Linked DNA regions of Homo sapiens: region 2 is linked to region 1. Evidence: chromatin loops called from intact Hi-C (ENCODE). Cell type or tissue: endothelial cell of umbilical vein. All regions are shown on one strand. Each heading gives the region's core, and the rest is flanking DNA. Links, peaks and the distances in the headings are about the cores only. Region 1 overlaps PTPRD (protein tyrosine phosphatase receptor type D). Region 2 overlaps PTPRD (protein tyrosine phosphatase receptor type D).

What was found. Hi-C counts contacts between places; a loop is a spot of excess contacts. Peaks named below come from ENCODE experiments on the same cell type or tissue, not always from the same donor. Only the 100,000 strongest peaks of a DNase experiment are listed, where the experiment ranks them.
Region 2: it touches region 1 in a loop (9-fold over the local background); 4 of 110 quality-filtered maps call a loop at or near these places.

Annotation. Positions count from the first base shown.
Region 1 is chr9:9,991,397-10,008,389 of GRCh38, reverse strand. The region is part of intron 4 of PTPRD (protein tyrosine phosphatase receptor type D); the gene reads left to right. Among named protein-coding and RNA genes, the nearest start is that of PTPRD, 610 kb to the left of the region's middle. RefSeq lists an enhancer at 8,405-9,604. In endothelial cell of umbilical vein, for the core only: a CTCF peak has its summit at 9,752; a DNase peak (open chromatin) is centred at 9,489; H3K27ac peaks cover 1,578 bases.
Region 2 is chr9:10,259,521-10,276,513 of GRCh38, reverse strand. All of the region lies in intron 3 of PTPRD (protein tyrosine phosphatase receptor type D), which reads left to right. Among named protein-coding and RNA genes, the nearest start is that of PTPRD, 340 kb to the left of the region's middle. In endothelial cell of umbilical vein, for the core only: a CTCF peak has its summit at 7,529 (motif pointing right); DNase peaks (open chromatin) are centred at 7,573 and 11,173; H3K27ac peaks cover 1,837 bases.

The DNA of each region.
Region 1 (16,993 bases), core at 5,327-13,326:
GACACAGCTGGTCCACAGTTGGTGGTCTCTCATCAGGAAGGAATGCTGGTTGAATGTGGTTGAAAACACAAAAAGGGAGGGGAATTCAGCAAATCTTTTGAGAGGGCTGGTTTTGGTTCAACTTTTAGGAATGAAAGTCTACTGACAGGGAGGGAGGGGATATAGTGAGGTATGTGTGACCTCCCATCCCATCACAGGTGAGAACTCAGTTTTCAAGGTTTCTCTGAGGTTCCCTGGGCCAACAGGGAATTTGTTAAGCGGGTTGAGGTGCTTAAGATTTTATTGTTATTTCTCACCTTTTATCAAATTGGAAATGCCAGCTCCCCCAGATTTGCAGGTTTGCCTTATGAATATTTCCTCAAATTATAGCTGGTTTATTACTTTATAAACTTACTAAGATTTATAAGTGTTAACTAGAACTAAGAACATAATGGTTCTTAAGTATAGAAATATGATGAGAAAATAAATATACTTTTCTTTAACATGGCATTGATCTTAATAGAATAACCTAAATTTTACTAAAGTAACTATTGGCTGATAAATAAAATTTGATTGTTATGCATCAATTGTAACAGATAATTTATTTCTAACAAGTTCTGATTTTGGACAAGCAGTTAGTATTTTAAATATATATTTTTTTAAATGCTGAAGCTATTCACAATTTTATTTAACATTTTAGCCAAAACATTCCTCATGTGCATGGGGTTGTAGGTGGCTTATGAACAAAATTTTGCCTCTCTCATATTTCTCTCAAAAGAACAATTTTGATGTGGAAGAGATAAACACTGTTGAAATGGAACCATATGACCAGAAGGCATTCGTGAGATCATATGGTTCAGCTCTTTAATGCTTTGCAATTTAGTGCCCAAACCATCCAAACAGATGGCCTTCTGTCTTATTTAACTGGCCCCCAAGGACAAGTAATTCAGAACGCCTCTTCGTATCGTATTCTCACTGTTATAATAAGAAAATTATTTATTCTTCCTTGGTATTGCTTTTGGTCGAATTAAAGCCCTTTACTGTTTATTAGATCATCTTCTATAGAGTTAAATAAAATTGCCATTTTTAATGAATTTTAAAACTCTACTTATGTCCTTTATTTTTCCTCTGATCTATTTTTCCAACATGATAAAGTAAAAGTAATAAAAATGAAGCAAAATGATGTGCTTGACAGTGCACTAAAGGTTTATATAGTTTAGTGCAGAGATAAACACCTACATTTGAATCCTGGACCATATCAATTCTGACTTATGTCCTTAAATAAGTTAAACTCTTTGATCTTTAATGTTTTCTTTTTAAAAACAGAGACAAACACTTCTGCCTTAGAGTGGTGTTGAGGAGCTCAAAGACTATAATGTTATCATCAAGAGAGTTGGTATATCATGGGGATTTGTTACATTAAAATTATTGCTATTATACCAATAGTGATAATACCAGCAATAACATTATTATTATTGGAAAATAATTTTAAAAGAAATTTTGACTATTGAAAGTCAAAATGTAAAATGTCAGAATAGCCTTGTTCCATATTTTCATAAGGTTATTACACCAGTAGATAGAATGGAATGGAAGAAAGTTGTCAATAGAATATATCTAGATTGTAGTAAGTCTTTGACCAGCATTCTTTGGTGTTTCATTGATAGGCTGGAGCAATACTGGATGAATGGTAAGAAACATAGAAGAAATCCTACCTAATCAAGTAAAAATATTGGCTCTGATTATTCGTCCAATGTAAAGGGAACTAAATAATACCTGACATAGGGACACACCCTGCTCAGTTATTTGAAGAAACAATATTAATTATACTCTGATTATATTCATGCATATTCTCTCAACTCTGCAGAAATGCTAATACCCTGAATTCTGTAAAACGGGAATATGATCCAAATATAGCTTATTCTAACATTGGGAGGATATATGGACTAGATCATAAAGAATAAGTAACGGTTTGCCAATATAAAATAATTAGAAAGCTATAAAGGAAAAATAAATTTTAAGTAAGTGGGATCAGCATATAGCATAATTTTCAAAGTGGCTATATATATTAAATCAATGAAAAAATTGTAATAATGGGACTAGAGCTGCACAGACTAGTCACATTGTCAAAGGCTTGTATCAAATGCTAAGTAGTTGAGTTATCCTATAACTAGCAGGGAACTGATGTAAATCATCAATGTATTAAAATGATTAAATTGTATGATTATTTTTCCAGGTTTTACTCTTATTTACATTTTTAGTGCTTCTCTTAAAAACTTTGAAATCTAAAAATGAAAAGCAATAGGAAATCATTAACTGCAATATTTCTTTATTGATTCTCATCTCATTTTTTGTATAATACCATCATATATTTGCATATGTACATATGTGTATATGTTTATAATTGCATGCCCTGCCTTGTTCTTATGTCATAAGCATTTTTGAAATTCAGTTTAGATTTTAGAATTTTAATTTTATTGCCCTGTAATATTTCCTCATTTGACTGATTATTTAATTAAGCATTTACCATAATTTTGTATATTTTAGTACAATTTTGTTCTTTTATATCTAATACTATAATGAAATATCTTTATGAATTTGTGTGCATTTCAGATTGTTAAATGAGGAGAGGGTCTCTCTAAGGGCAATAACTGGGTTAAAGACTATGTATATTTTCATTTTATCAATATATATTACGAGGTACCTTTCCAGAAGGTTTTATAGTGTCATGCCAGAGGGACAAGATAGGTGAGGGAAAAGCTGCATTTGATTAATGAAGGCACATAACCATCTGCTTATGCATTTCTGCCCTAGACATTTCTACTATTTCTTTAGGAAGAATTAAGAAAGGAGATAAAGACACACTCTTAAATTCTCGACTTTCTGATAACCATTTTTGAGCTATCTGAAAAAGAAAGAAAAAACAGAAACAATAATAATTTTGACAATGTTCTGCTACTTGTCCAGGCTTCCTGCCAAGGAGAGAGGGAGCTGCAACTTAGCCAAGCAGCAGTCCGCAGGAACTGAGCACAGTAGAACCTACAACTGCTTTTTGATAATCTTGGTCTTATCTGTTGGCCTCGAAAAGAAATAGCCATCATGATACAGAAATAAAGCCTAGTATCAGAATCATCGAGTGGTAGCATGTTTTAAGGTCTCTTTTACTTTAAAAAGCTGTTGGTTGTGTGCTTTAGAAACACCAAGGTTAGCTTTGTGCCTTATCTGCTGCCCTAGGACAGTAACAGTTATTATAATCGCCCAAAGGTTATACAATGACCTTTAAATGGGCTGAAAAATAAAAGACAAAAAAAAATCTTATAGGAAATAGTGTCCACGTTTTACACTTAGGCATTTATTTTTCATTGCAAAGAAATATGATCAAGCTAAGAAAAGTAAAGTTTTTCCATTAGTATTAAGCATGGCATGAAACTAGCATTTACAGTTGGACTACTTTTGAGTTAGTTAATTTTAAGACCCTCTGCTAGAAAACACCAACTTGGAAAAATTTGCTAGAGCCAGTCCTTCGAGGGAATGAGTGAATAGTAAACCCTGATCTGCTTTTAAACAGAACTAAATCTCAGTGTGACAACTTTCAGTTGTTGAGTTGCATTATTTATTGAATACACTACTGTAAACTTAGTTTGCTTACTGAAAGGTTGTACTTGGGAACCATTGATTTTATAAAGTTTGGTGTTTATAAAATTATGACACTATTTGGTATTTTAAAAATAGAATTATCTAAAAACGTTATGTTTACACTGTGTGTGTGTGTGCGGTGTGTGTGTGTGTTAAAATGTAAAACTTATCAGAGAGCTAAATGGCACCTTAAAATTATTTAATTATTTATTGTATAATATGTGGCTTAAAAATATTTTGTTTTCTGCTTATATACCTATTCTCTTGACCGGTGGGTAATGAATGATTGCATATTTTTATGTGAAAAGAAAAGAAAATGATGTGAATTATCTGCCATACACATATACATTTTGGGGATTGGGGTTCTGCAAATATTATTTAAATATAAAATGTATTAATTTGCTTAATTCCTCAATAAATAGTTTTTTGAAATGACTTTCTCCTTTGTTTCCACATGGCAAATTCCCTCTTATCATTCAAAATGTGGCTTTAATATAGCCTAATGATTGCTTTTATTCTCCAGGTATACTTAACAATTTTATCTTCTGGAAAAACAACACCCAATATATACAACCTAAATTTTTTTTAATGTATTTAGGCACATTTTCTCCATCAAACTTAAAACCTTTCTATGTCAGGGGCTATATATTTCTTTTCTTTTTTGTAGCCACATGCTGAGTATAATATTTGATGAATATTAGTTCCTCCATAAATACCCATTAAATTATTTTTTGAAGACTGTTAGTGTACCAGGGTTAAATAAAATAACCTTTGAAGTTTCTCAATTCCAATCTTTTTTTCCTCTTATTTGTAGAGAGCTTAATCTTGCAAGGCAATATTTATTTCAAAATTAATTTTGAATAATTTGTATTAGGGTCTGTAAGCAAATAAATCGGGTATGTCGGCTTTTTAAAATTTGGCCATTAGGGTATTAAAAAAATTTAGAATTTGAAATTTAATTCAAATTGGGGAAAATAATAGTACCTGTTTAATAAGCCTGTTGTGAGGACCACATGAGTTGTTATAAATAAAGTACTTAAAATAGTATTCACAAATGGCTATATTATCATTAAATTGTTTTATTGTTGTCATATGTTTTATCAGCCTTATTGGGTTATTAATATTAACCCAATATTAATCTTATTGGGTTATTTTAGTATTAACTTTATCTCTTATAAAAAGATTTATCATTGGAATAAGTTGAGATTCTATCTTTTAATAATAGCACTTTCTCTTCTTTAGTTTCACTATCTCTTATACCATCTCGGCCCTTTTTAATCTAATTCAGAACACACAATTGTTCTTATAATTGGATTCATATATATTCAATCTTAATTCATCTCCAACCCATTTTTCTTAATATCCCCCAACTTCAAATTATCTTCTAAAATGTAATTTTGAGTCTATGGTTTTATTGCTTAAAAATTATTCAGTGGTCCTGCATCATCTATTTATGAAATCTAAGTATCTTAGTAGTTTGTCTTCCTTTCTAACCTTTATCTCACTTCCTCATTCCTCATCATCTCCATAGATCCAGTATTCTAGGCATATAACTACATGTAATTCTGTGGATGTGTCATATCCTTTCAATTCCATAATTTGGCTTTATTCTTCCTTCTGCCTGGAACTCATTTCTTATGTCCCTTGACTAACAGAAGACTATCTTTCCTTTAAGACACACTTGATATGTCACCTCTTTCATAGTGCCTTTATTTTATTTCCAAGTAATTATTAATTATTAACTGTTTCTCTTATAATTGATTTGTAATTTTATCTCATTTTAGTTGGTGGTCTTTCATTTAAATTTAAATTTTTAATTATTTTAAATATGTTGAGGCTTACTATAAGATATAATTAATAATGATACATCCTGAAGAATGTTCCATGTGCACTTGAGAAGATTGTGTATTCGGCTAGTGTATGAAATATCTTCTACAGATTTTCATTAGGTCTATTTCGTAGTGTTATTGAAGTCTTTTTTTTTTATCATCTACTTTTTCATTTTATCTATTATTGAAAGTGAAGTATGACAGTACCTACATATTGTTAAATTTTCTATTTCTCTCTTTGTTTCTGTAAGTTTTTTTTTTCAAGTATTTTGAGACTCTGTCATTAGGTACATATGTGTTTACAGTTCTTATGTCTTCCTTAAAGAGTGACCATTTTATTATTACAAAATATTCTTCTTTTGTGCTAGTAAAATTTTGTAGGTTTAAGTCTATTTTGTCTGATAGTAGCTGTAGACACTTTAGTTTTCTTTTGGTAACAGTTTTCATGACATGTATCTTATCATCCTTTTATTTTCAACTGATTTGTGTCTTTGAATTTAGTGTTTCTTTTTTAGACAACATATAGGTAGATTAAGTGTTGATTTTTAAAAACTAATCTATTCTCCCAACCTCAGCATTTAAATTGGAATTCTTTATATAAATATATATATATATATTTATATTTAAAGACAAATTATAAAGTAACATTTATGCATGCCATTTTACTTTTTTTGTATGTCTTGTGTCTTTTTTTTGTTCCTATGTTTCTTTAATATTGCTCTTTTTTGTGATAAACATTTTTAGTATACCAGTTTGGTTCCTATGTTATTTATTCTATTTTTTAAAATCTTATTTTCTTAGTTATTGTGCTTGGGATTACAATTAACTGCTTAATTTAAAACAATCTAGTTCAGATTAATACAACTTAATTTCAATAGTTTACAGAAACATTGCTCCAATGTAGCTCCTTTCTTTAGCTTCCCTTTTGTATTAACATTGCTATAAAAATTACATCTTTATAATTTTAAACCCATTAATAAAATTCATGCAGTTATCTCTTAAGTCAGGTAGGAGTATAAAAGCGTTTTAAACAAAAATATATTTACATTATCTTGTATATTTCCCTATATTGTTTGTTTGTCTGTACTCTTTATTCCTCCATGTGGACTCAAGTTACTGTCTAGAGACTTTTCATTTCAACCTGAAGGACTCTCCAGTTAGTATTTCTCATAGGGCAGCTGTACTAGTGACGAATTCCTTTAGTTTTTCTCTTAATTAGTATGGTGAGTTACATTAATTAATTTTATGTGTTAAACCATTTATTTTATTATTTCTCCTATGTTTTAAAAAATAATTTTGTTAGGTAGAGAATTCTTATGTGATAGTCTTTTTCTTCAGTGCTTTGAATACGTTATTCCATTGCCTCTGGCTTCAGTGATTTCTGAAGAGAAGTCAACTTTTAATCTTATTGACAGTGACAAGTATGTGATAAGTTCCTTATCTTTCTGCTTTTAAGATTATCTTTGTCTACTGATAATTTGACTATGATGTTTCTACTTGTGGATCTCTTTCAGTTTATCCTTATAATTTATTAAGCTTCTTGGATATACAGATTGTCTTCTTACCAAATTTGGGAAACTTTTGACTATTATATCTTCAAATATTCTTTTGGACCCCTTTTTCTCTCCTCTTCAAGGAGTTTCATTTTATATGTGCTGATATACTTTATCCCACAGGTTTTGGGGGCTCGGTTCATTTTTCTTTATTCTTTATCTTTCTGCTCTTCGGAATGGATGATGTCAAATTGATACAGATCCGGTGACTGGAGGAACACCAGGGTCATTGGTCTCACGCCAATTTAGATAAATGACAGAGACACACGTGGAGTGGTTTTAAGGAGTGGAGAATTTAATAGTCAAGAAAGAAGAAAAAAAAGCTCCCCGCTACAGAGATAGAGGGAGCGGGGTTCCCAAGAGAGAAACCCTGTGTGCTGCTGCGAAAAAGTGGTCGGTAATATTGGGAAGCTGGAGAAAGCAGTGTCTGATTTGCATACGGCCCAGTGGATTGGTTTGACCAGGTGTGTATTTCACATAGCCCAGAAAAACCTGACCCTCCCACCCCAGGCTCTTAATATGCAAATGCAGGCCACCAGATGTCCTGCACCCGTGGAGATAGCTAGGGGTGGCCATGATGCCTGGCACACGTGCTGACAAGAAAAGGGTGAGAATCACCAAGCTGGCCATGTTGGTTAGACCTAGTTTCTAATCACCAGCATTAGCATGTTAATACTTGCCAGCCTGGCTTTCCAAACCGCCTTTCTGTTAGAAAAGAAATGTTTCGGGAGCTGTTTTTATTAAAAGAAAAAGTCTTATCAAGAACTTTTACCCTCTATATCTGCCTAGAATTATTTCTTAATAACTCCTGTATTATTCCCCCCTCAAGAGAAGTAAACCTAACTGTTGTTAGTGGGTGTTGGACGACAATTATTTCTGGCTACTTCCTGATGAAAAGGGGCGTCATGTCGGGGAACAGCAGTTGGGTCTTCTCCTGAGGTGGATTTAAGGGTACTTGGAAGAATGGCTTGTCCATGTGGGGCTCTGTTTGCAGCACCATTTTGAGTTTGATCGTTTCTAGGTGAAAAGAGATAAATTTTACAAGAAGGTTAAAAATATAGGGTTGGATTATGAGTATTAAAATTATCACTGTTAGTGGGGGTCCTATAGACTATAACTAACAGTGTAATTTGACTCTTGTTAGTTACACCCATGTATTGCAACACCAGTTTGCCTCCACTAGATGTTTATGTACATTACCAGAAACATTAATATAAAAGCAACATTTTCCTTGAGAAGAGCATACATTTCCCCCTTGACTTGCCATTGGAGAATAACTTTAGGCTTAGGCAATTTTTATAACTTGCAGTATGATTGGGAGAGATACATTATTCGGTGGCTAAATAACTTTGGCATTAATCTTGACAATTCCTTTCCTTTAATTATTAAATTTTTTCATGACTTTCACAGACCCTCTTACAACAGACTTAAACTTTCTGACTTGTCCTAAACATTCTTTCTCTAAACAACCGGTCATTTCCTTTTAGGACAAGAATTTACCAAACAAGATCCTTCCTTATATAAAATCTCTTTCTCTATAACCTTTTCATAGCTTAGAGTGCATCACATTAGCAACCTTCGGTAAAAAGTCCCGTCAAACTTAATGATAGTAAAAACTATTACTCCTGCTGTAAGCAAAACAACCTTGACGAAATCTTTCCTGTAACTACTTATCCTGCTCTAAGTATAATGAGGCAAAATATTACAGCAATTAGAATTTTACAACCAGAATTCCACATCGTGGGTGTCATAGTGTATAGTTCTATTGCAAATAGTAGCGTGACTATAACAATTCCCATGAGAGTGACGTAGTAAATAATTTCCATTTAAAACTTTACTTGCCAAGACAACATTTCTCTTTGGGAAGCTACAAAGTTACAAATGCAATCCCATGTATAATTAAATTCTCCCTGCAAATATGTGTTAAAAAGAAGTTCTAATATTTGGTGGCAAATTTTGAGAGGGAAGGGCAGAAATAATAAAAAGTCTGGTGAGGTAGCAGTGGGACTGAGTAAGATGAGCAGCCCTTCCCCAGTTACTTATCTTTCATGATTTTCAGCCTAAGGTCTTCTATTTCTCCACATTGAGATTCAGGACTTTCCTCTGGGCTTTCAGGGGTTGCTCCCTTAGCTTTTTAGGCTTTGACTTGAGTGTGGTGCATCCAGGAGATGATTCCTGTAACTGTCAAAAGAACAGTGTCGGGCCTTTCCCAGCCCGAGCGTAGGGAAGAAAGCAGAAGTGAGAGTTTTCACTAATACCAGATCTCCTGGGTTAAATAAACGTGGTTTCATTTCCTGGGGTTGGCCATTTGCTAGTTGTGCTAATGCCTTGAGGCTTCCTTGCTGCTGACTTAGCTGCCTGATTAGCTAATCTATTTCCTTTGGCTACCTCATCTGTTTCCTTTCGATGTCCCCTGCAATGCATCCCTGCTATTTCTTATAGAAGGAAAAAAAACTGAGGATAATAACCTGTTAATTTCTTGGTGATATTTCCTGGAGATCCATTGATGGTAAGAAAATGTCTTTTCTTCCAAATGGCAGCATGAGCATGGAGAATCAGGAAAGAGTACTTGGAGTCAGTAAAAATGTTAGCTACCTTTCCCTCGCTTATCTCAAGTGGTCTTGTTAGAGCTATTAGCTCAGCTAATTGAGCACTTGTGCCTGGAGAGAGACGTTATTTAGAGCAACTACTGCTTATCTTGCCTTGTGTACTTCTTGCTTTCCTGGCTATTTGTTAGCTTAGAGCTCCCCTAGAGGACAGTGATCCTGCCACATTATGTTGAGTGTAAACAGCTAAATTACGTCCTAGGGTTAATTTGGAGGGATTTTTTTTTTTTGACTAGTAGAGCTATCATGATAATGTCTGGGAAGTATGTGTCAACTAAGGTTGAGAAAAATATTGGATTAGAGTTTTTCTTGAGATGCCCCTTAAGGTCATGCTATGGGAAGGGGAGAGGCCTGGATTAGAGAGGAGAAAAGAGAGACTGGCTGTAGTGCTTAGAAGGAGGTCTACTTTTTTTCCTTCAATTTCCAGAATCACCTGGGGCTCCTGTGCTATAATGGCAGTTTGAGCTGCTGGACCCACGGTTTGAGCCCCGGGACCCATCAATCCTGCTGGACCATCTGTGAGACTCCACCCAGTGACCTCCACCTCCGAGGGCAGTTCTGTCTCCAGTGGTCTTCACCACAGGCTGGACAGGGTCGAGGTGGCTTCATCTTGCTGCCTGGGCATTCCTTCTTCTTCTTCTTTTATATATATATATATATTTTTTTTTTTTTTTATTATACTTTAAGTTCTAGGGTACATGTGCACAGCGTGCAGGTTTGTGTTCCAAGAAAGAAACTCTGTGTGGGGCAGAAAAGTGGTTGGTAATATTGAGAGGCTGGAGGAGAAGGTGTCTGATTTGCATATGGCCCAGGCGATTGGTATCACCAGGTGTGTCATTCATGTAGCCTGTGAAAAACCTGGCCCTCCCATCCTAGCCTTTTAAATATGCAAATTATAGCTGTCATGTAGTCCTGCACATGTGGAGCTATCTGGGGGTGGCCATGATGCCTGGCATATGTGGTGACAAGGAGAAGAGGGTGGGAATTGCCATGTTGGCCATGTTGGGTGCACCTACTTTCTAATCACCCACATTAGCATATCAATACTTGCCAGCCTGGCTTTTCAAGCTGCCTTTCTGCTAGAAAAAAACGTTTCAGGAGCTGTTTCTATTAAAAGAAAAAGCCTTACCAAGAACTCTTTTTACTCTCTCTATCTGCCTAAAATTATTTCTTAATAATTCCTTTATTAAAATTGCATGTTGGCCAGGCACGGTGGCTCACGCCTGTAATCACAGCACTTTGGGAGGCTGAGGTGGGCAGACCACCTGAGGGTGGGAGTTCAAGACCAGCCTGACCAACTTGGAAAAACCCCATCTCTACTAAAAATACAAAATTAGCTGGGCATCATGGCACATGCCTGTCTGTAATCCCAGCTACTCGGGAGGTTGAGGCAGGAGAATCGCTTGAACCCAGGAGGCAGAGGTTGCGGTGAGCTAAGATTGCATCATTGCACTCCAGACTGGGCAACAAGAGTGAAACTCTGTCTCAAAAAAAAAAAAAAAAATTGCTTATCTTCAAGTTTGCTGATTCTTTCTTCTGCCATTTCAAATGTTAAGTCTCCCTAGTGAATATCTTTTTAATTTCAGTTATTTTGCTTTCAATTTTAGAATAGCTACTTGACTCACTTTTATAATTTCTAACTATTTATTGAGATTCTCTATTTGGCAAGATATTATTCTTAGGTTTTCCTTAATTATTTGGACATTGTTTTCTTTAGGTCTTGGATTATGTTTACAATAGCTAATTTGAAGTGTTTGTCTAGTAAATTCAATGCCTGGGCTTCTTCAAAGATAGTTTCTACTGACTGCTCTTTTTCCTGTATACAGGCCATACTTCCTGGTTTGTTAAATGTTTCCAAATGTATGTTTTTGATAACTGGATATTTAATCTAATATAAATATGCCAACTCTGAAAATCAGCTCTTCTTTCTCTCAGGGTTTGTTGTTGAAGGTTGTCTTGTTGTTCTTCTTAATATTATTTTCTTTAGTAACCTTCCTGGATGAATTCTGTAAAGTCTGTATTCCTTGCCGTATGAAGCCACTGAAATCACTTCTGAGGACCTTATAGTGGTCAGCTAATAATTAGACAATAATTACCTTAAATGCTTTGAATTAATAGGTCTCCCAACCTTTGCAGAAGGCCTCTGTGTTTTAATACAGCACAACTTCAATACTTAGCAAGGCAGTTTACATATTTTCCTCAGCTTCACTTTCTGCTTTCACAAAGGCTCAAGGTCAGCTAGAAGTAAGAGATTAGGGACCCTCAGGTCAGTCCTGGGCATTCACACCACCTTGCCCAGGCATAAGTCTTCCTGATTCCAGGCATGTTTACATTCTCTCAGAGCTCTCTATGGACATCTCATTTGCCAGTGTTTTGTTTTCTTTTATTTTATCAGCCTCTCCCATACTGAGAGCTTATCTTATTTATTTAATATCCTAATTCACTATGGTAATATTGTGTAACAAATTACTATTTTGTCTTCTGAGAGGCTTTTGAATCAATTTAATTAATAATTATTAGATATGAAAACTCTCTTCATTTACTGGAGTAACTCCCAACTTAAGTTATGAACTAACACCATAGTAGGATATCAGACCAATATAAGGATATCAGTCCTTCATTTATTTCTGGGCAATACATTCTATGACATATAATCACAGTAGAAAGATAATATTTTTAAATGATTTAATACATGTGTCATGAATTTCAAATGAAGGAAAGGGAAATATCTGGAAAAAATGAGACTCGAGCTGGAAATGTAGGTAAAAATGAAATGGCAAAATATTATGGTACAGTAGAATAAAAGAAAAAAGAAATTTATACAATTAAGATCTGGTAGAAATAAATGGATTGTTTTGGGAAGGGGAAGTAGTGAGCTCCCAGTCACTGATAATGTTCAAGTGGAATGTAAATTAACAGTAACTGAGTAATAGGGGATTGAATTGTGGGTTTACAGAGCATTTTACCACCTAAAAATATAAGAATATAATCTGGGGGCAGAAAAGTATCAAATAAATAGCAACAATAAACATGTCTGACAGGGTCCCAACAAGAAACACAATACACTGTAATTGGGTAATAGGAAGTAGGTAGAGTAAAAGAGAATCATTCAGACGTGGAAACAGCAGGGAGTTACTTCTAAGGCCTAAGAGCAAAACAGGAGGAAACAGCTCCTTGAACCAGGAGGTTTAGGAAAAGGCAATCTGACTAAAGTGGCCACTGCCAAGCTACTGCCCAGCAATCTCAGGATACAGAGTGGGGTGGAGAAAAGGGAGAATGGATCTGAAGAGGCAAGTAAAAGTAGCACATATGTCCGTGAGGGAGATTTATAAACTTTTATCTCTTAGACCATTTTTAATATCTCCACAGGACATGTACACCTCATGAATTAGCATGACAAAGCTATAAACTTTGTAATTTATAGCTTACCTTTACAACTGTTGGGGGCCTTGTTTTTGTTTGATTGTTCTCTTTTTAGTTTCACCATCTGCAAATATTGGGAAGACAGAATACCTTAGAGAATGCTATAAAAGCCCTATTTTACCTAAAGAAAAGTGAAGTATGCTGCCAAACCAATAGCTCCATGGTCTTTAAATTTTTCTGGAGGCCTTTAGCTTTTGGTATTAGAAAATAGAATGATAGCCTTAGGCAAAAAGTAGCCAGAATAATATTTTTCCCTTTAATTGTATGTTTCTACATAGTAAAGAGATTAGATTAATTCATAAAAATCTAAATTCAGTTTACAAAAATAAGCTTAAACTTAATAAACTCATTTTGCTTATATATGTAAATGTACCTGTTTTTAAGCTTTTAAATTTTAAATGTACTAAAGGAATATTAATTTAAAATACAGTGAATATAGTTTTATTTTAAAAACATGGATGCAGTATCCAATATTAACATTATATATAATATGCTATTTGGAGACTTAACTACTCTCACCTAAAAATATTTTAGACAAAGCAAGAAGTTTTCATCATTAGTAAAACAAAAAGTTATTGTTTGCCTTCTAAAATTAAAATGTAATACAATTGATAAATATTTTAGCTAAACATTTGTTCAATTGTAAATATGTTTTGTGATTGTTTAAGATGCACATGGTCTTTATTGAGTATAAACTCGACATTTCATATATATCCCCACTTTCTCTCTTTTACTTTTGTAATTTTCTGTTTGTTTTTTCTTTTATGCTTTTAGGTTTTGTTCTTTTTGACAAAGGACACTGTTCTTTGTCCTTTAACAGATTGTGTTATAACAGCTGAGTTCAAAACAGTCATTTATTGGGCATCTATGATGTACCAGACAATATCCTAGGGAGGGAGATAAACAAACAGATAAGACGTCAGTTCTGAATTTTAATATACAGTATGGGAGAAGAGATAAACATAAATTATTCTAGAGAGGTAAGTGAAGTTTAAGTAATAAAGTACATTGGTGCTGAATGTTATCTTTTTTAAAGAAACTATCTTACAAATTTAATATCCATAAGATAAAAGTATTTTCAAAAGATGGAACAAATGAGGAAAAAGGAAGGATATAGAAAGGAAGCATCCAAGAGGGTGAGCTCTCAAAATGTGTGTAATAAAATCCCAAATCCCTGCTAGAGCAACAGATTAGGTCCGTGGTTATGGACAAAGACTTTAGAGCCAGACTTCCTGGTTTCAAGCTCTGACTTTACTTACTAGCTATCATCTGAGGCAGTTAAATTAATCTTTCTGTATCTCAGTTTTCTTATTTGTACAATGGGGATAAATTGTCCCCCACTCAAAAAATTGTTGTATTAAATGAGTACACATGATTTAGAATCATGTCTAGTACGTATTATACATATTTACAAGTAGCAGTAGTAGTACTCTAAAAGATGGTTTATACATCTAGCTCTAAGTTTTCTTTGCCATGATCACCATGATCAGTTAACATGATTCACTGTGTCTGTATGATTTTTAAAAATCTCATTGGTGGAGAAAAGCAGATTCTGTTTTATTTCTTAATTCAAGTATAACAGAAAAATTGCAAAAAATCACAGATGTCTAACTCATTAAATATTCACAAAAGTGACCAGACGCATGTAATTAGTATTTCAGTCAAGGAGTAAATATCACTCTTGTTATATTAGCCCCTGATACCTCTGCTAATCACAAACCCCTGCTTCCTCTCCAAAGTTAGTCTTACTTCCAGCGTCACAGAGCAATTTTTTGTTTCTAAATTATATATAAAATGAATCAAGTAAAATGTATTTTTCCTACTTTGGCATCCTCAACTTTATATTAGAGAATTTATCCATATTGTTATACATGGTTGTAGCACATCTATTTTCATTGCTGCTTAATATTTTATTATAAGATCATCTCACCACTACTTATCCCTTTAACTACTAATGAATGTTTGTGTTGTTTCCAGTTTGTGCCTATTACAAAAAAACATACGACCTTGAACATTCTTGTACGCACTTTGATGTACATGTTTATCGTTTGCTCTTTGGAGGGAGAGGATAATATATGTACCTAAGAATGAAATTGCTAGGCCATTGTTTATGCATATGTCCATATTTAGTAGATATAGCCAAATGATGTCTAAAGTAATTAGACCAATTTATACTCCCACCAGGAGAATATGAGAATTCCAGTTACTCCACATCTTTGCCAACTCATACTAGTGATTATACACATGGGAATGTAAAGGCTGGACCAGAAGGAAAGGATTTTCAGCTTTAGTTGATACTTTTAAATTTTCTAAAGTATGTATTTAACCAACAACTATTTATGAAAGTTCACATTGGCATCTAACTGTTTTTTTTTAACTTTGAAATTCTTTTTATTTTATTTTATTTTTTTATTATTATTTTACTTTAAGTTCTAGGGTACATGTGCACAACGTGCAGGTTTGTAACATATGTATACATGTGCCATGTTGGTGTGCTGCACCCGTTAACTCGTCATTTACATTGGGTTTATCTCCTAATGCTATCCCTCCCCCCTCTCCCCATCCCCCAGCAGGCCCCAGTGTGTGATGTTCCCCACCCTGTGTCCATGTGTTCTCATGGTTCAACTCCCACCAATGAGTGAGAACGTGCAGTGTTTGGTTTTCTGTCCTTGCCATAGTTTGCTCGTAATGATGGTTTCCAGCTTCATCCATGTCCCTACAAAGGACATGAACTCATCCTTTTTTATGTCTGCGCAGTATTCCATGGTGTATATGTGCCACATTTTCTTAACCCAGTCTATCATTGATGGACATTTGGGTTGGTTCCAAGTCTTTGCTATTGTGAATAGTGCTGCTATAAACATACATGTGCATGTGTCTTTATAGCAGCATGATTTATAATCCTCTGAGTATATGCCCAGTAATGGGATGGCTGGGTCAAATGGAATTTCTAGTTCTAGATCCTTGAGGAATCGCCACACTGGCTTCCACAATGGTTGAACTAGTTTCCAATGATGACTGATAAGCTAGAATACGTTATTTTTCTTTACCACGAATTTTTATTATTATAACTTTTTATTTTCATTCCATCTAACTTTTAGTAGCTTTATTGAGATATAATTTAAATCACATATAGTTCAATCATTGAAAACACACAATTCAGTGGTTTTCAGTATATTCACAGTCATGCAACCATTGTCACTATCTCATTCCAGAATATCACTCCAAGAAAGAAACTTTTACCCATTAGCAGTCTCGTCCATTCTACCGCCCACAGCCTCCAGGTCTAGACAATCACGAATCTACTTTCTAACTCTCATGGGTTTGCCTATATTGGGCATTTCATATAATGACTGACTCCTTTCATTTAGCGTAATGTTTTTGAGGTTCGTTATGTTGTAGCATTGTGTCAGTACTTCACTCCTTTTTATTGCTGATTATTACTCTACTGAATGTGTATACCACCTTTTCTTTATGTTAATGGCCATTTGGAACTCGTGTGTGTGTGTGTGTGTGTGTGTGTGTGTGTGTGTGGTGCTGTTGAAGTCCCTCGCACATTTGTTATTGGAATTGTCTGGTTTTTGACAATGACTTGTGGAAGTTCTATTCATCTTGTGAATATGAGACCTTTGGTATATACATCATCCCTATCTTTTCTTTCTCTATGACTTGACTGTGCACTGTTTTAAAAGTATATTTTGGGCTGGGCCGGGCACAGTGGCTCATGCCTGTAGTCCCAACACTTCGGGAGGCCAAGGCAGGTGGATCACCTGAGTTCAGGAGTTCGAGACCAGCCTGACCAACATGGAGAAACCCCATCTCTACTAAAAATACAAAATTAGCTAGGTGTGGTGGCTCATGCCTGTAATCCCAGCTACTCGGGAGGCTGAGGCAGGAGAATTGCTTGAACCTGGGAGGCGGTGGTTGCAGTGAGCTGAGATCACAACATTGCACTCCAGCCTGGGCAACA
Region 2 (16,993 bases), core at 3,543-11,542, 270 kb before region 1:
CAAATTAATTTTATACAATAATTTTAATGGCTTTGTCTTGATTTACCAAGATACTATACATACTGAGATCCAGTCATTTCTCAAATGGCTGAAATTAGTTGTCATTTTCAACTGAGTTCTCTTTTAATGAGCAAATTGGCTACTTTTCTCTTGCATTGTCCTTGGGGGCAAATAATAGGGGCATCAAAGAAAGGAAGGAATGTGCAGGATTGTGTAGCTGTGTCATGCATTTGTTAATGAGCTGAACATGTGACATTTCCCAAATAAAACTAAATATGCAAATGAAAGCAATGGCTGGATTAAGGCCTGTTCATATGTTTAACCTGAGATCCTCTACAAAAATTATTTTTTGAAATGACTGTTTTGTAATATTCATTTTCTATGGTTACTATCTGTCCAGATGGCATTGTTGTAAAAACTTTCTCAGAAGATTAGGTGTCTCCAGCAATCCTGTGCTAAACATTAGTACAGGGTCACTAAGGTCCAACTGAAAGGGACAAGATACCTGAAAATTTGTCAAATGCTTATAAATGTATTTAACACTGTAGCCTGAAAGAGGAAATGAGTCACTCATTCAGAATTATCCCAAGTTACACTGGCTCTCAAACCCCTTGTGCCATATTGATTTTGAGTTTCTCTTCTTTCATTTCATGTCCCTCAGGGATTTTTCTCCACTTGGGGCATCACAAATGTATTTCTGAGGCATGCTTCACTTTTGGCTCCACCATTTCCTGCCTCTATGCTGCATCTCTCTGATTTGTTAACGTGACCATTTAGTTAAATGCTTCTAAGAATTCTCTCCTGCAATTCTGGGACAGGTGAACTTAACCTAGTTTCTAGCAATTTCTACCTCTATTTGACCTTGAAAGAGAGGGAATGGATACTGGCCCCTTTTTTGGTAGTCTATCCCAATAATGGAATCGAACTTCCCTTCATTTCCCCAAAATGATACTAAATATAACACTATCTATGATCAACACCTGATTATAATACCAGTTATGGAGTACTAAATGTGTGTAGGTAGTATGATTTAATCTTCAAATAAATTTATAAGTACATCAATTCTCTCTCTCTCTTTTTCTCTCTCTCATCCCTCTCAATTTATTTACTTATTGACCAAGGCTGAAATTAAGTTTCAAAGAAGTTAAACTATCTAAAGGTTTAGATCTTGAAAATAGCACATCTCAGATGCTGGACCTCTCTACCCCATATGGTATCTTTTTATAAATAAGAAAAGAACAAGTTTCCTTTACTTAAGAAACTTCTTTCAGAAAAATTATCAGAATTTAAAGTTTTTTTGTAAAAAGAAAAAAGATACTTCGCTGCCACCTACAGGAAGGTTTTGCTGTAATTTGGGAATCTATAATCACTGTAATACAGTGTCCTTTTAGATGTGCTATCCTTGTGAAGACAAGAGTTTGCACAAACATACATAGCAGCCCTATTGAAATGTGAAAACTAGTGCCCTGATTTCCAAGCCCTTTTACTTAACTGTACCATAAACTCAGAAATATGTATGCAATACCTAGTTACATGATATATGTAAATTTTCTAGGTAGAACTGTTCAATGCTTTGTGGCTCCATCCCTAGTCACTACAATACACCCATACCATCTATTCCACCGTCATTATTCCTGAGGGCACATTTCCATTGCTGCTGTCTAGATCCTGAATGTCCTAAGGACAAAAGGGATTTTAGAAGGAGAGGTGTCAGAAAATAAATGGAGTTACAGAAAAATGTAAATGTAGCTTCTAAGTTATTTTAAAATATTTAAATGGAATAGCTTTTCTTTATTTCAAAACTCACCACACAATAGGAGGAATGAAAAAGAAAATTAAGTTCCATTATTCCTTAAGCTACTAGACATTTGTAACTATGAGCAATATCTAAAGACAAAGTTTGTGAAAGGTGGTGAATGCAAGCCCAATATTCAGGACATTTGGTGTCTTTTTAAAATTGTCTGCATTTTGGCCAAAGCCATACTTGTCTTCTAATTTAAATATCAATTTAGATCATACTAGCGCAAACCAAATTCTCCTTTTTTAACTCGAAGAATTTATATGCACTAATGGTTGCAGGAAACTATTTGGAGAATGTCGTTTTTGAGGCACTATATTTAGAGACAGCCTCCTGTTGTCATAGCACTTCTGGTTAGTGTCCAACTGCCAAAGGATTCAGTCACTTGTTAGCTATAACCCTTGTCCTCAGAAGGAATTCCTAGCAAGTCAATCTGTTTTCATTTCTCCCCAATGTCACATACAAAAGTTATTAATAAACAGTTCAAATTGGATTTCTGTCTGAAATGATCCAGTTTTCATATGGCTTACCTGCCGTCTAATTTTGTTCCATGTTTTCCCTGTAATGGGAGCATTAAATATCAGAGTTGGACAGAACTTTGGAGGTTAACTGGTGGGCAGAGCTTTCATTTACACCTGAAGAAACAGAAACCCACAGCCATTAAATGAATTTCTCAAGAATGAAATTCTGTTAGGAGGATACAAACAGAAGTAGTATGTCCATCTTGTGACACAAAGCATGAGGATTTTAAAAACTACATTACATAGCTATTGTTACACTGAGTTAGCTAAAAACTTTTGTTTTCAAAAAGAAGCACAGTGTATTGTTAAATAAATATTTGTAGCTCCAAAAATGCTCTATTATCTCAATAAAGTACATCAAGATATAAGCAAGGCCATTGTGTTTTAACCTTTATGGTATGCTACTACCTGATAACCATAGTCTACACTGTGACATTTAATACTGATTATACAAACTTGACTACACACCAGAAATCAGAAGTATTTTTCTGACAGCTTAGTGCACCATTCCCTTCTTAGTGGTTCTTTGAATAAAGAAGTCATTCTCTATTTCTATCAATTTCTGTACTGTGGATTGCATATGTCCTTGGAGAAATTCTGATATACACTTAGGAATCACCCTAAGATATTTTTAACAAAATAAATGCATTTCTACTGCCTCAGAATTTTTGGCTTGGACTTCAGTCAGGTTAAACATTAGTTGGTACTTGACTACTTTTTTCTTTCTTTAAATTTTTATCTAACTCTAATATACCATATCTAATGTAGTTGGCCACTGAAAAAGACCCTATTTCTATTATGGTATTAAAACAATTTTCTTATAGGCTTGGAAAAATATATTCTTCACAATATTCCTTCATTTATTTACTCAATTAATATTTACAATCTAATATGTACCCCATGGTGTGGCAATATGAAATCAGAGATCTATAAACTGAGGAGCCAAAGAGGGACACAGATGCTAGAACTATATTTGGTCTAAAAGGGCATTTCCAAGCTCTCATGTGTATCATAAATCCTTAGTGATATTCCCTTGTGGGATTATGTATTGTCACATTACAGGTACATCATCTGCAAAAGGTAAGTTCTTCTCTGAATATCAGAACTGGAAATTAGAGGAAAACAGCTGCATACACATTGTGCCAATCATCAGAGCATTTCTGGGAAAAGCCAATTTTTCCTGTGGGTTTGCTCATCAAATCTTTCTATGTTTGACAGTGACATCAGGCATTTTTCATCTCTACTGAATTGAGACAGAATACTGATGGACAACATTTCAATTGCTCACCCCACAGAAGAAAGACATTTATTAAAAGTTAAGATAAAAGTCTTCAAAAATTCACACATGTGTGGTATTCTCTCAGTTCTCTTAACCATATATTAGAATTTTAAAAAGGCAAACATTTCTGTTTATAGAAAAATGTCAAGTTGAATACAGCTTAATTTACTGACTCCCTAAACAGGTTCTCAAATGAAAATAGTGGATAAACTATTACTTATGTGAGTTCAAACACTAGGGGGATTTGTGAAATGGAAAGAGAAAATTGTCATATTAAATTATGTTTTACAAATTTCACAGGCATGAAACATAGTGCTGTCTCTTAACAAAATATATAGGTTTTTTATCAGCTATTAAGGGAATGAAAATTACATGAAGAAAATAGGATACAAGAACTATGTGTTTAACAGTGAGTTATCCTGTTTTCAAAAAACAAAGCAATCCATGCCTGGTTATATATCCAAGAAAAATGAACACATATGTCCACCCCAAAATTTGTACGTAAATGTTCACAGATGCACTCTTTACAGTAGTCAAAAAGTAGAAATAACTCAAATATCCATCAACACATAAATGTAAAAATAAAATATTTTGTCTATAAAATGGAATATTATTGGCAATAAAAAGCGAAGTGCTGATACATGTTACAAGATGAATGTATCTTGAAAACATTATGTTAAGCGAAAGAAGCCAGTCACAAAGGAGACCACATATTATATGATTTCGTTTATGTGAAATATCCAAAATAGGCCAGTAGATATAGAGAGATACATAGAGAAAGCACGTTTATGATTGGCTACTGCTGGGAAGGGATTAGGGGGAAATGATGAGTGACTGTTAAAGAGTATGGGGTTTCTTTCTAAGGGATGAAAATGTTCTATAATTTCAAAACTCTGTGAATATAACAAAATTCATATTTTAAATGGATGAATGATATGGTACAAAAATTTCATCTTCATGAAGTTGTTACTGAACAATGCTTAGAAAATAGACTGGAAGAGAATTCACATACAGACAAATAAAATTTAAAAAAAAATCAAAGAAGAATTCCAATGATATAAGAAACAATTGAGGGCCAGGTGCAGTGTCTCACACCTGTAATCCCAGAAATTTGGGAGGCCGAGGTGGGTGGATCACCTGAGGTCAGGAGTTCGAGACCAGCCTGGCCAACATGGTGAAACCTCATCTCTACTAAAAACACAAAAATTAGCCGGGTGTGGTGGCAGACGCCGATAATGCCAGCTACTCAGGAGGCTGAGGCAGGAGGATTGCTTGAACCTGGGAGGCGGAGGTTGCAGTGAGCCGAGATTATTCCACCGCACTCTGGTCTGGGCGACAGAGCAAGATTCCGTCTCAAAAAAAAAAAGAAAAGAAAAGAAAAGAAACAATTGAATTTATCAGTATTGGTTAGTGATGCTTATTAATTTATAAGAAAACACTTGAGATAATTAAGAATATTTTTTCATTGCAATTTTTGTGAAGTTCAATGTTCTTTGAACCATTAGATTCTTAGAAGTCATAAAGAGACTCTGAGTTACTCTTTAAATTTTAATTACTCAAAAATAAGCAGTAGATTTGATGTATCTGCTGGTGTTAAATAGTATTTGTAACACCTAAAAATGCAAATGTACATAGATTGTCTTCTGTTCCAAAAACATATCAATTATTTATAAAATAACATTTTAAGGAATTTAAAATAGTAAATATTAAAATATTTTAAATGCAAGTATGGGAAAATATGGCTCACTTTTTATCTCTACACTTAGTATTATCTATTAAAATGTTAGGTCCAGGCCAGGCACCATGGTTCAGGTCTGTAATTTCAGTACTTTGGGAGGCCGAAACAAAAGATCACTTGAGGCCAGAAGTTCAAGACCAACCTGGGCAACATAGCAAGACCCTATCTCTACATTTTTTTCTTTTCTATTAGCTGCACATGGTGGGGCACTCTTCTAGTCCTGGGAGGCTGAGGAAGGAGAATCACTTGAGCTCAGGAGTTCAAGACTGCAGTGAGCTATGATTGCACCACTGCACTCCAGACTACAAAAGAAACATAAAAAAATAAGTAAAATAAAATATTATGACAAAGAATTTACATAATGTTAGGAAAAACTGTACAATGTATATTTCAGATCATTTCTTATAGGATCAGAAAATAGTCTATATTCTAGTTGTATATTTGAAAGAAATAATGCATTCAAGTCAAGATATACTCCACATGCATCCAATACCACAATTTTTTATGCTGAAGAAAACTTCCATTTAAATTTAATTGTCATTATTGAGCCTGAAGTGTTTTCCAAGGAGTTGAAGATCAAAAAATCTGGTATGGAAGTCAGGTTTTTATTTTGATTTTTGTATGGCAGTTCTGCATTTAACATCTTATTCAAATTAGGCTTTCTCAATATCTGGCACAGCCCTCTCTGACAGATAAAAATTGCTTTGTAAAATTATAGGAAGCAAAAATATATACAACAAGTCTCATTAGTTTGCTTTCAAACTCTTTGAAATTCAACTTGAAATTATATTTTCTTAACTTGAGACTATTGCCCTTAACTAGAGATGCATTGCCTTATAACATCCTATTTTACAAATATGTTGTAATATGAATGCTATATCAGCATAATAAACTTTTATTTTCAAAAAAACTATTGCTACCATTCTTAAAAAACATTTATGATATAATAATCTTTTTTAATAATTTGATTAAGGAAGATGAATTAAAGATTTTAAAAATATATGTATGTAATTATATTTCCATAAGTTTATGTATACTTGTTGACACTTCTTACTGTTTAAAACTTACACATGCACATATATACATGCATACAAACAAAAATACTACTGAACAGGACTCAACTTTTAATCTCATTATCAGCTAATTATGTAGCGCCATTGTAACATGTATTTCCTCCTCTCAAGAAGCTTACATTTAGTATTTTATTCTGTATTTCCCTATTTGAATCTTATAATTTCTGTCATATTATACATACTTGGGTTTAGATGTCAAATTTAACGTTTACTAAGGAAAAAAATTAATAAAAGTATTAAAGCAGTTTTTAATTTTTTTGAAGTTTACTTTTTAGAATTATGTTTTACAGAACATAATTTTTCTTTTTTCAGAAGATTTTTATAGAATTGTAGATATTTTTGTAAAACACAAATTATGAGAACATTTTATTCTCGGTGACTTAAAAAGTTCCAGTAAGTTATGTTGTAATTTTTAAAGTTACAGTTAATAAAGGACTATATCTTGAACTTTCTACAAGACAGCACTCTGGAAGGTACCCACCTTCACCAATGTTAAAAACACATTGCTTGCCTTTAAGCAGCTTACAGTCTTACTAGGCAGAGAAAAAAGTGTAAGCAACAGTAGAGCACCCTCTCTTTTCTTAGAAATCAAAGGGTTTTCTTTCCTCAGGTGGTTGTATAATGATGAAAGCAACCCTCAGAACAGGGCAAATATGTATATTTGTTGACACTTCTTACTGTTTAAAACTTACACATGCACATATATACATGCATACATACAAACAAACAAAAATATTACTCAATAGGAACCACATGTTTATCTCATTATCAGCTAAGTATGTAGCACCATTGTAGCATATACACATACACAAGCCCTTGCTTGTCCTCTTACGTGGATCAAATAGATTAATTCATAGTTAGGGCAATTAGAAATTGCATTAGACTTCTTACAAGAGTTGTTATTTTAAACAATGCATTTTTTTTCCTGGAGTGTTTAATCTGGTATGTTCAAGGTATGGGGCTGGCAGCAGTAAGCTTGTGGAGTGAAAATCTTTTGGATGGAGGAGCAAAAGGTTTGAGCATGTGAACTTTTAGTTTCCTCTTAAAGCAGTGGTTCTCAGCTAGAGATTTTGTCCCAGGGGATATTTGGCAGTGGCTGGAGATATTTTTGATTGTGACACTGGAGGGCGCTACTGACATTCGATGGCTAGAGGCCAGGGATACTGCCAGGCATTCTACAACGCACAGGACAACAAATAATGCCAATGTTGCTGAGACTGAAAATCCCTGCCCTAGATGGGCGAATATATTTAGCCAACCCTCTTCACCCCTTTTGTAAAGGCCAGTTTAAGTTTGTTTCTATCACTTAGCGTTGAAAAGGTAGCATAAAACAGACGGTAGCCGTTGAGAGAGTTGTTCAACATTGTGGTTAAATAGGGATTCTGGGATGAGAGGATATAGTACTAGAAAGGGGATTTAAAAACAGGAAGGAGACAATGTGAGTAACAGATGAGGTGTTTTGTACAAATGGAACTCAGCAAAAGCCCTGAACTGGAGAAATACAAACTTATGATGAAATAGAAAGATCAATCTATCTGTGTTAGGTGGAAAGGAAGAGTGTCAGAAGGATCAAAAGTTACTTGGTAACAGATTGTTAGCCTTGAATGCCAAACTAAGGAGCACTTTAGAGTTTTTGAGGTCAAAGGAATCGTATTCTCTGAAACTATATATTTAAATCCCTAAGAAAACTATTAGTATAATACATAGTTACAAATTTAGAACATTTAAAAATAACAAATAAAAAATGCTGCCCCTCTGTTATAACCACTATTATTATTATTATCGTTATTATTATTATTATTATTATTATTTATAGCAACAGAGTCTTGCTCTGCTGCCCAGGCTGGTGTGCAGTGGCATGATCGTAGCTTACTGCAGCCTGCAACTCCTGGGTTCAAGCGATTCTCCAGCATCAGCCTCCTGAGTAGCTAAGACTAAACAAGCACACTACCACACTCAGCCAATTATTTAAAAAAAAAAAAAAAAAAAGATGGAGATGGGGGTTTGCTATGTTGCTTAGGTTGGTCTTGAACTCCTAGCCTCCAACAATTCTGCCACAGCATCCCAAAGTACTGGGATTATAGGGATGAGCTACCACACCTGGCTGTTAATCACTATTTTTTTAGCATATTTTTTTAGCATAAATTTTGACAAAATTTTCTCTACAAGTAAATCTTTTACATAAACAAGATCATTAGATATGTGTGATTTTTATTTCACTTTTACTGTATTCACCTAATAATAAGTTTCTCAGAGCATAGAAACTATTCCAAAATTTTAATGGCCAGATAGTTTATTAAATGTATACAGCATTTTCTTATTGTTGGTCTTCCTGTTGTTATCAATTAAAAAAATAAGACTTTAATGAACATTTTTGTGCATAACATTTATATTTACTATTATGAAGAGAGTCTGATCAAATGCATAAGCATTTAAGACTCCTGGTAAGACATGCCAAAATGTTTTAAGAAACATTGTACCAATTTATATTCCAGTCCAAAAATAAACTCTAGTTATTCTTAAAATGTAAGGTAATTCTTAACCAAGAAATGCCTTGGGCAAGAATTTTCTTTCTTTCTCATATCTTGCTAGTAGGTGTCAATCATTTGCTATCAGTGACTGAAAAACTTAACCATTAAAAAAATTATGAATTCATCTTTTTATTCATAAACCACGACTCTAATAATACATTAACGTACATTTTTTTCATTGCTTAAACCATAGTTGCTTCCTATATAAATTTGTTCTTAACACTTAGTGTCAAGACGCTAGTGTTCCTGAGATACTAAGTGCCTATAATTTGTATATCTATTTTTTATTTACATCATTCAACCTACTTCCAAAAGTGTTGGTGTAACTCCATCTGCTCCATCCCTGACTACTTTTTTGTTTTTTCCTTTTTTTTTTTTTTTTTGAGACGGAGTCTCACTCTGTCGCCCGGGCTGGAGTGCAGTAGTGTGATGTCGGCTCACTGCAACCTCTGCCCCCCGAGTTCAGGCGACTCTCCTGCCTCAGCCTCCCGAGTAACTGCATTACAGGGGACCGCTACCACTCCCAGTTAATTTTTTTTGTGTTTTTAGTAGAGACGGGGTTTCACCATGTTAGCCAGGCTGGTCTCGAACTCCTGACCTGGTGATTCGCCCGCCTCGGCCTCCCAAAGTGCTGGGATTACAGATGTGAGCCACCATGCCCAACCCCCTGACTACTTTTAAAGGCAGAAATTATTCCCTGGTTTCTTCATGAAGTTTTCTGACAATAGTTTGACAACTTCCAGAATGTTCTTAATGGGCTTTACACGCTAAATTTTTTAACCTAGGTGGGTTGCAACAGTAACTTATCTAGGTTATAGATTTTTTTTTTCTAAAATTAGCCTGCAATGCAGTGCTATTCTCGCTTTTCCTGAAACTATAGTTTCCTCTCAAGCTCAATTCAAATTGTAGTCCTTGCTAAGTATTCTCTTTACATTCTCTCCTATCCACTTTCCATACCCCATGCCGCACAAATACACTTGATGTTATCAGTGCAATTTTACAGTAAAAATAATACCATTAGTTAATAACATTAACCGGATTTCTTTCAAGATATATTCTGCATAAATTATAAGTGACATATTTGAATCAAAATTAGTCTCATTCAGCTTCCAGTGACATCCAGGTCTTTAGAGCTACCATGTTCCTTAGCCTCATCCATTCTCTTATTGCTTTCTCTTCCTTCTTACATATTAGAACTACATTTACATCTGGCATATCTTATGAAGGGCTACATTTAAAAATTTGTATTAAATAATAATACACATACTAAGATACTTGCAATTTTTTTTTTCATTTTCAAGGGCTATTTTAATTCTTAACACTCCTTACATTGCTTGGTTTATAATTTTGCTTAGCAACTGTAATGCATTTTAAGGCACACTTAACTAGTGCTTTTAAAAATTGTGTTCTAACTTGGGTCTGTGTGTGTGTATGTGTGTGTCTGTCCACATGTGTAAGCACATGTGTGCATGTGTGATGGTGTGGGTCTCCATAGGGCCATGAAAAAGGTATTGCGTGAAGTTTTAGTTATATTTATATTTTTTCTAGTTAATATAAGTTTAGTAATATATTCAAAGTTTTACATGATCACTTGCATTGAAAATAAATTTGGAGAAATGCAAGCATTTCTTATTCTATTCAGTGATGAAAGCTTTATATTTTTGCGGGACATAAACTAGATTACTGTAATGCTGATTTCACTTATAATGCAACTTCTAATGACAGAATTTTAATAAGCTCATCTTGATCAAAGTATCAGTTAGGTTTTGATATATAACAAACACTCCCAGACCTTACTGGCTTAAAACAAGTGTCAGCAAACTGTTGCCTATGGATCAGGTCCGGATGCTGCCTATTTGTTTCCTTATTTATTTTTGCTGCCTGTTTTTGTAAATGACATTTTATTGGAACACAGCCTTGCTCATTTATTTACTTGTTGTCTGTGGCTGCCTTTGTGCTACAATGACAGAGTTGAGTAGTTGTGATAGAGACCACATGGCCCACAGAGCTTAAAATGTTTACTATCTGGCCCTTTACAGAGTAAGTTTTTGCATCCCTGGCTTAAAACAACAAGCATTTGTTAGCTCATAATTCTGTCAGCAGTTAGGATTCAACTCAGCAGAGCAGTTATTCTATAATGGCTTTTCCTGGACTCACTCATGTGGCTACGGTCAGCTGGCGGGTGGGCCAAGTTTGTTTGTCATAGAGGGCCTCATTTTTATGTCTGATGGTTGTTACTGGCTGTTAGCTGATGTGGTCAGGAAGACTGAGTCATATGTTTTGTACAGGCTAGCCCAGACTTATTCAAATAGATGCTGTTGTAGGACTTCCAAAAGCAGCAAGGGAGAGTAAGCTCCAGGAGGCAGGAAGTTTTCAAGCCTCTGATTGTATCATATTTGCTATTTTCTCATTGACTAAAGGGAGTCACGGTGTCATACTGTATTAGTCTGTTTTCGTGCTGCTGACAAAGACATACCCCAGACTGAGTAATTTATAAAGAAAAATAGGCCTCATGGACTCAGTTCCCCATGACTGGGAAGGCCTCACAGTCATGGTGGAAGGTGAAGGCCATGTCAAACATGGTGTCAGGCAAGAGAGAATGAAAGCTATGTGAAAGGGGAAACCCCTTATAAAACCATCAGATCTCATGAGACTTATTCACTACCATGAGAACAGTATGGGGGAACTGCCCCCATGATTCAATTATCTCCCCCTGGGTCCCTCCCACAACACGTGGGGATTATGGGAGCTATAATTCAAGATGAGACTTGGGTGGGAACACAGCAAAACCATATCATTCCGCCCCTGGTCCCTCCCAAATCTCGTGTCCTCAGATTTCAAAATTAATCATGGCTTCCCAAGAGATCCCGAAAGTCTTAACTAATTTCGGCATTAACTCAACAGTCCAAAGTCTCATCTGAAACAAGGCAAGTCCCTTTGGCCTATGAGGCTGTAAAATCAAAAGCAAGTTAGCTACTTCCTAGATACAATGGGGGTACAGGCATTGGGTAAATACAGCTGTTCCAAATGGGAGAGAATGGCCAAAACAAAGGGACTAAAGGCCCCATGCAAGTCCAAAATCCAGCAGGGCAGTCAAATCTTAAAGCTCCAAAATGATCTCCTTTGACTCCATGTCTCACATCCAAGTAATGCTGATGCAAGAGGTGGGTTCCCATGGTCTTGGGCAGCTCCAACCCTGTGGCTGTGCAGGGTACAGCCCCTCTCCTGGCTGCCTTTGTGGACTGCCATTGAGTGTCTGTGACCTTTCCAGGAACATGGTGCAAGCTGTCAATGGATCTACAATTCTGGGGTCTGGATGATGGCAGCCCTCTTCTTACAGCTCCACTAGGCAGCGCCCCAGTGGGGACTCTATGTGGGGGCTTCAACCCCACATTTCCCTTCCACACTGTCCTAGCAGAGGTTCTCCATGAGGACTCCACTCCTGAAGCAAACTTCTGCCTGGACTTCCAGGTGTTCCCATATATCCTCTGAAAACTAGGCGGAAGTTCCCAAACCTCAATTCTTGACTTCTGTGCACTCGCAGGCTCAGCACCCTGTGGAAGCTGCCAAGCCTTGGGGCTTGCACCCTCTGAAGCCATGCCCTGAGCTGTACCTTGGCCCATTTTCGCCATGGATGGAGCCTTTGAGATGCAGAACACCAAGTCCCTAGGCAGCAAACAGCAGGAGGGTCCCTGGCCTGGCCTACGAAACCATTTTTCCTCCTATGCCTCCAGGCCTGTGATAAGAGGGGCTGCTGCAAAGGTCTCTGACATGCCCTAGGGACGTTTTCACCATTGTCTTGGTGATTAACATTGGGCTCCTTGTTATTTATGCAAATTCTGCAAATTTCTGCAGCACGCTTGAATTTCTCCCCAGAAAATGGATTTTGCTTGTCTATTGCATTGTCAGGCTGCAAATTTTCCAAACTCTTATTTTTTGCTTCCTCTTGAACACTTTGTTGCCTAGAAATTTCTTCCGCCAGATACCTTAAATCATCTCTCTCAAGTTCAAAATTCCACAGATCTCTAGGGCAGGGACAAAATGTCACCAGTCTTTTTGCCTAGCAAGAGTGACCTTTACTCCAGTTCCCAACAAGTTCCTCATCTCCATCTGAGACCACCTTAGCCTGGACCTCATTTTTGATATCACTATCAGGATTTTGGTCAAAGCCATCCAACAAGTCTCTAGGAAATTCCAAACTTCGCCACATTTTCCTGTCTTCTGAGCCCTCCAAGTCTCTAGGAAGTTCCAAACTTTCCCACATACTCCTGTCTTCTTCTGAGCCTTCCAAACTGTTTCAACCTCTGCCTGTTACTCAGTTCCAAAGTCAGTTCCACATTTTCAGGTAACTTTACAGCAACACCCTATTCTACTGGTACCAATTTACTGTATTGGTTTGTTGCTATGCTGCTGATAAAGACATACCTGAGACTGAGTAATTTATAAAGAAAAATAGGTTTCATGGACTCACAGTTCCACATGGCTGGGGAGGCCTCACAATAATGGTGGAAGGTGAAAGGCACACCTTACATGGTGGCAGGCAAGAGATCATGAGAGCCAAGTGAAAGGGGAAACCCCTTTTAAAACCATCAGATCTCTTGAGATGTATTCACTACCACGAGAACAGTATGTGGGAAACTGCCCCCTTTATTCAATTATCTCCCCTCAGGTCCCTCCCACAACATGTGGGAATTATGGGAGCTACAATTCAAGATGAGATTTGGTGAGGAGACAGCCAAACCATATCACACATCAAGCATCAGTGTGCAAAGGGTCTGTGCAAATGTGTGGATACAGGGAGGCATGAAAAAACTGTGGACTCTCACTGTGAAAATCTATCACCTTTGGCTTCCTAATTTTACCAATAAGAAAAATAAGTCCCAGAGAGGTAAAGTGACTTATTCATGCTCATATAGCTGGTCAGCATCTAAGCCTGTATTTGATCCAGAATCTTCTGCTTTGCAGTACCAATGTCTCTGTTTTTGCTATTTGTCAATACACTTGAGCTTATCATCAGTGAACAATTATGTATCCTACATGGATGGTATAGGATAGTAGTTAACAACATGAACTTGGATTTCAGACCTCAGTTTTATTCATGGCTTCACTATTTCTTAGGTGATTTTGAACAAATGGCTCAAATCTTCTGAACATATTTCTCCCCTGTCACATACCGATGACAGAGTCTACCTCATAAACATGCCTGATGAGTAAATGAGATGCACTCTGTAAGGTATTGTGATAGTATCAAACTAAAATATATGCTCAAAAATGGTAAATAGCATTAGTGTAATTATCCTATTTTATAGTTTGTAGTCCCTTTTTCAAAATATTGTTTATTCTTTAACATTTTCACCATTTCTTGAAAAGCACAAATTAATTTTTTTTTAATTTTTCTTTTAATTTCACCTTTTTAGACCACTGATTTTTAAATAATTTCAGTCTTAATCCTTACAGCTTCATTTGTCAATTAAATGGTTTAATATGCATGTAATAGGTGACCTGGTCATATTAAGTAGCATCTTCGGCCTTTGATTATCTTCTCTCTTTGATTGTGGGGCAATCAAATATTCTAGGGGAGACATTATTTGTTGGACATATTAATTCCCTGAATCTATATATTTCTCCTCAAAACAATCTAAGAGTGGCTGCCAAATTTACTGTATTCTAGAAGGTGAAGCTTGTTTCTTTATTCCCAGCAGACTAGTATACCTTAAGGCTTCCCATCTACTTTGATACCTGGTATAGAAAAAATTCAGTTTTCTTGCTCCTATATATTTACTATTGCCTTATGCCATTATCACTTTTTATAAGAGAGCTGAGTTCAAGGAATGATTCCATTCGTTTCTTACTCTGTTAAACCATGTTATTAGCATAATTATTTTAGATTAACTGATTTGGATTTTTAAACACTAGAAATTATACTGCATCATTGTTTTCTCTGAAGACTATATAAATATACTAGTACAGTCTTTCTTAGAAGCTTAGATTGGATCAAATTAAATGCCAACTCTCTCTATACATATGTATATATACACACACACAACATTCTTTGACTTTGTTCTCATTATTTTACTGAGCATTTATATTGTTTTACTTTTACAAAGTTATAATGTATCTTTCTTTGTCTGTATCTATGTCTGATTTTAATGTCCTAATTTCAATTGAACTCCACCAGGGTAGCTCAATTTCAAATGTTCATAACATTAGCAATGCCAGTCATTGAGATATTACACTTAACTCATATATTATTTCAAATGACATAGAGCATTTCTTTTTTTTCCATTTGAAAAAGCATGTGTCACGTGAATTCTAAGATTCATTTGATAGCAGGTGTCTAGTTTCTATGATCCTCTAGGTTTTTGTTTTGTTTTGTTTTCTCCAAGTTGTTTTGATCTTTTGGATCCAGTCTTTAAAAGTTAGTTTCATTTAAATAACAAAGGCTTGTAGTTTATTCAGAAAAGTGACTCTCTCTCTATATATATATATATACACACATATATATAATATATATACACATATATAATATATATACACATATATAATATATATACACACATATATACATATATACACATATATATACATATATATACACACATATATATATACACACACACATGTATATATGCCCTAAATAATATAATTCCCTTGACTATACAAGAATTAGAAAGAGCAGCAAGAAAATCACGCTTAAATTTTTAGTTTCTATTCTAAACTGCTGGCAAGGGACAAACAAGGCTATTAGTAGGGACTTGTAATCATGTGCAGAACAATGTTGCCCTAAAAGGAAATTTACAAGTGTAAGTACAATCTCCCTTTTGTTAATTATGTTAATGGGAACTTGCATGCTCTTTCTCTGTCAAAAAAACTTGAGGAATGTAGAATATTCTCATGTCATCAGGATAAGTATCACCCTGTAGTGACATTCACTACCACACTACTGCATGACTACAGATTTAGACATTCTTAAGGAGCTCAATTCTTGAGGACATGGAAATATGGGATCTAAGGATTTAGGATCACAAGATAAAATCAAGTTTTCTATTCAGAAATGCTGAGGTTTGAGGGAGAAATACATCTTAGTTGGAATGCGTAAAATGTTGACTTGGAAGACCCTTTTGAGATTACCTATGGGAAACTCTGTATCTGTTGACAAAAAAAACTGAGACCTGGAGTACACAAAAGTCTTCTGTAAAACTTGAGTGTGAGTTACTGATAAAAGGATATAATTAGGACAAGACTGTGAAATTTAACATTATATCTCTGTGTTTTCTTGGGCCGGGTAAGGTTCTGAAACTGCCCAAGGGGTTCTGTGTATTTGGTACTGACCCACATTCTGGACATGACTTCCCTGGGGATGATATAGGGTCTAAGAAACAGTCTAGTCACATTTACGGTTTCCACATTTAACACATAATACCACAGGGAACATGGTTAAATGTTGATTTCAGATAAACAATTTTTTTTAGTATAAATATATCCTAAGATTGTTTTAGTGTAGTAGGGAGCTTCAAAATGAGGCCTGCAGATACAACCACCACAAAGGACTAGCCGGAGGCAGAGAGTGGTGTGGACTGTCTCAGAACCTGAGATGAACTCAGCTCCACTGTGAAAGGGAGTGTGGTTGAAACGGGCCTGATGCTTGTGCATATCCACTCTGGTGGGGTCAGTATGACAGAGGGAGTTCATGCAGGAGGCCATCTTCAAAAGTGTGACGTCACACAGTAGATTCTCTGCCTGGGACTTTGGAAATCAAGACCTGAGTGTGTGCAAAACGGAGCTAACAGGAACCAGGCAGATCATCAGGGCCTATGCTACAAAAGCTGAGCTTCTGGACTGTTTTATAATTCAATAAACAGGAGTATTTGTTGAGGAACTAAAGTTGATACCCACTTTTTATTAACTAGGCCAAAATGATGACAGTTTAAAGGAAAATTATAGAAAAACTGTGTGAATTAATCGATTGAAAAAAAAATCATCACCACTGACACTTTTTCCACTTGGTTCATATTGCGTCAGGAACTGTCTTGGGCTGATCCTAAAGGTGTAA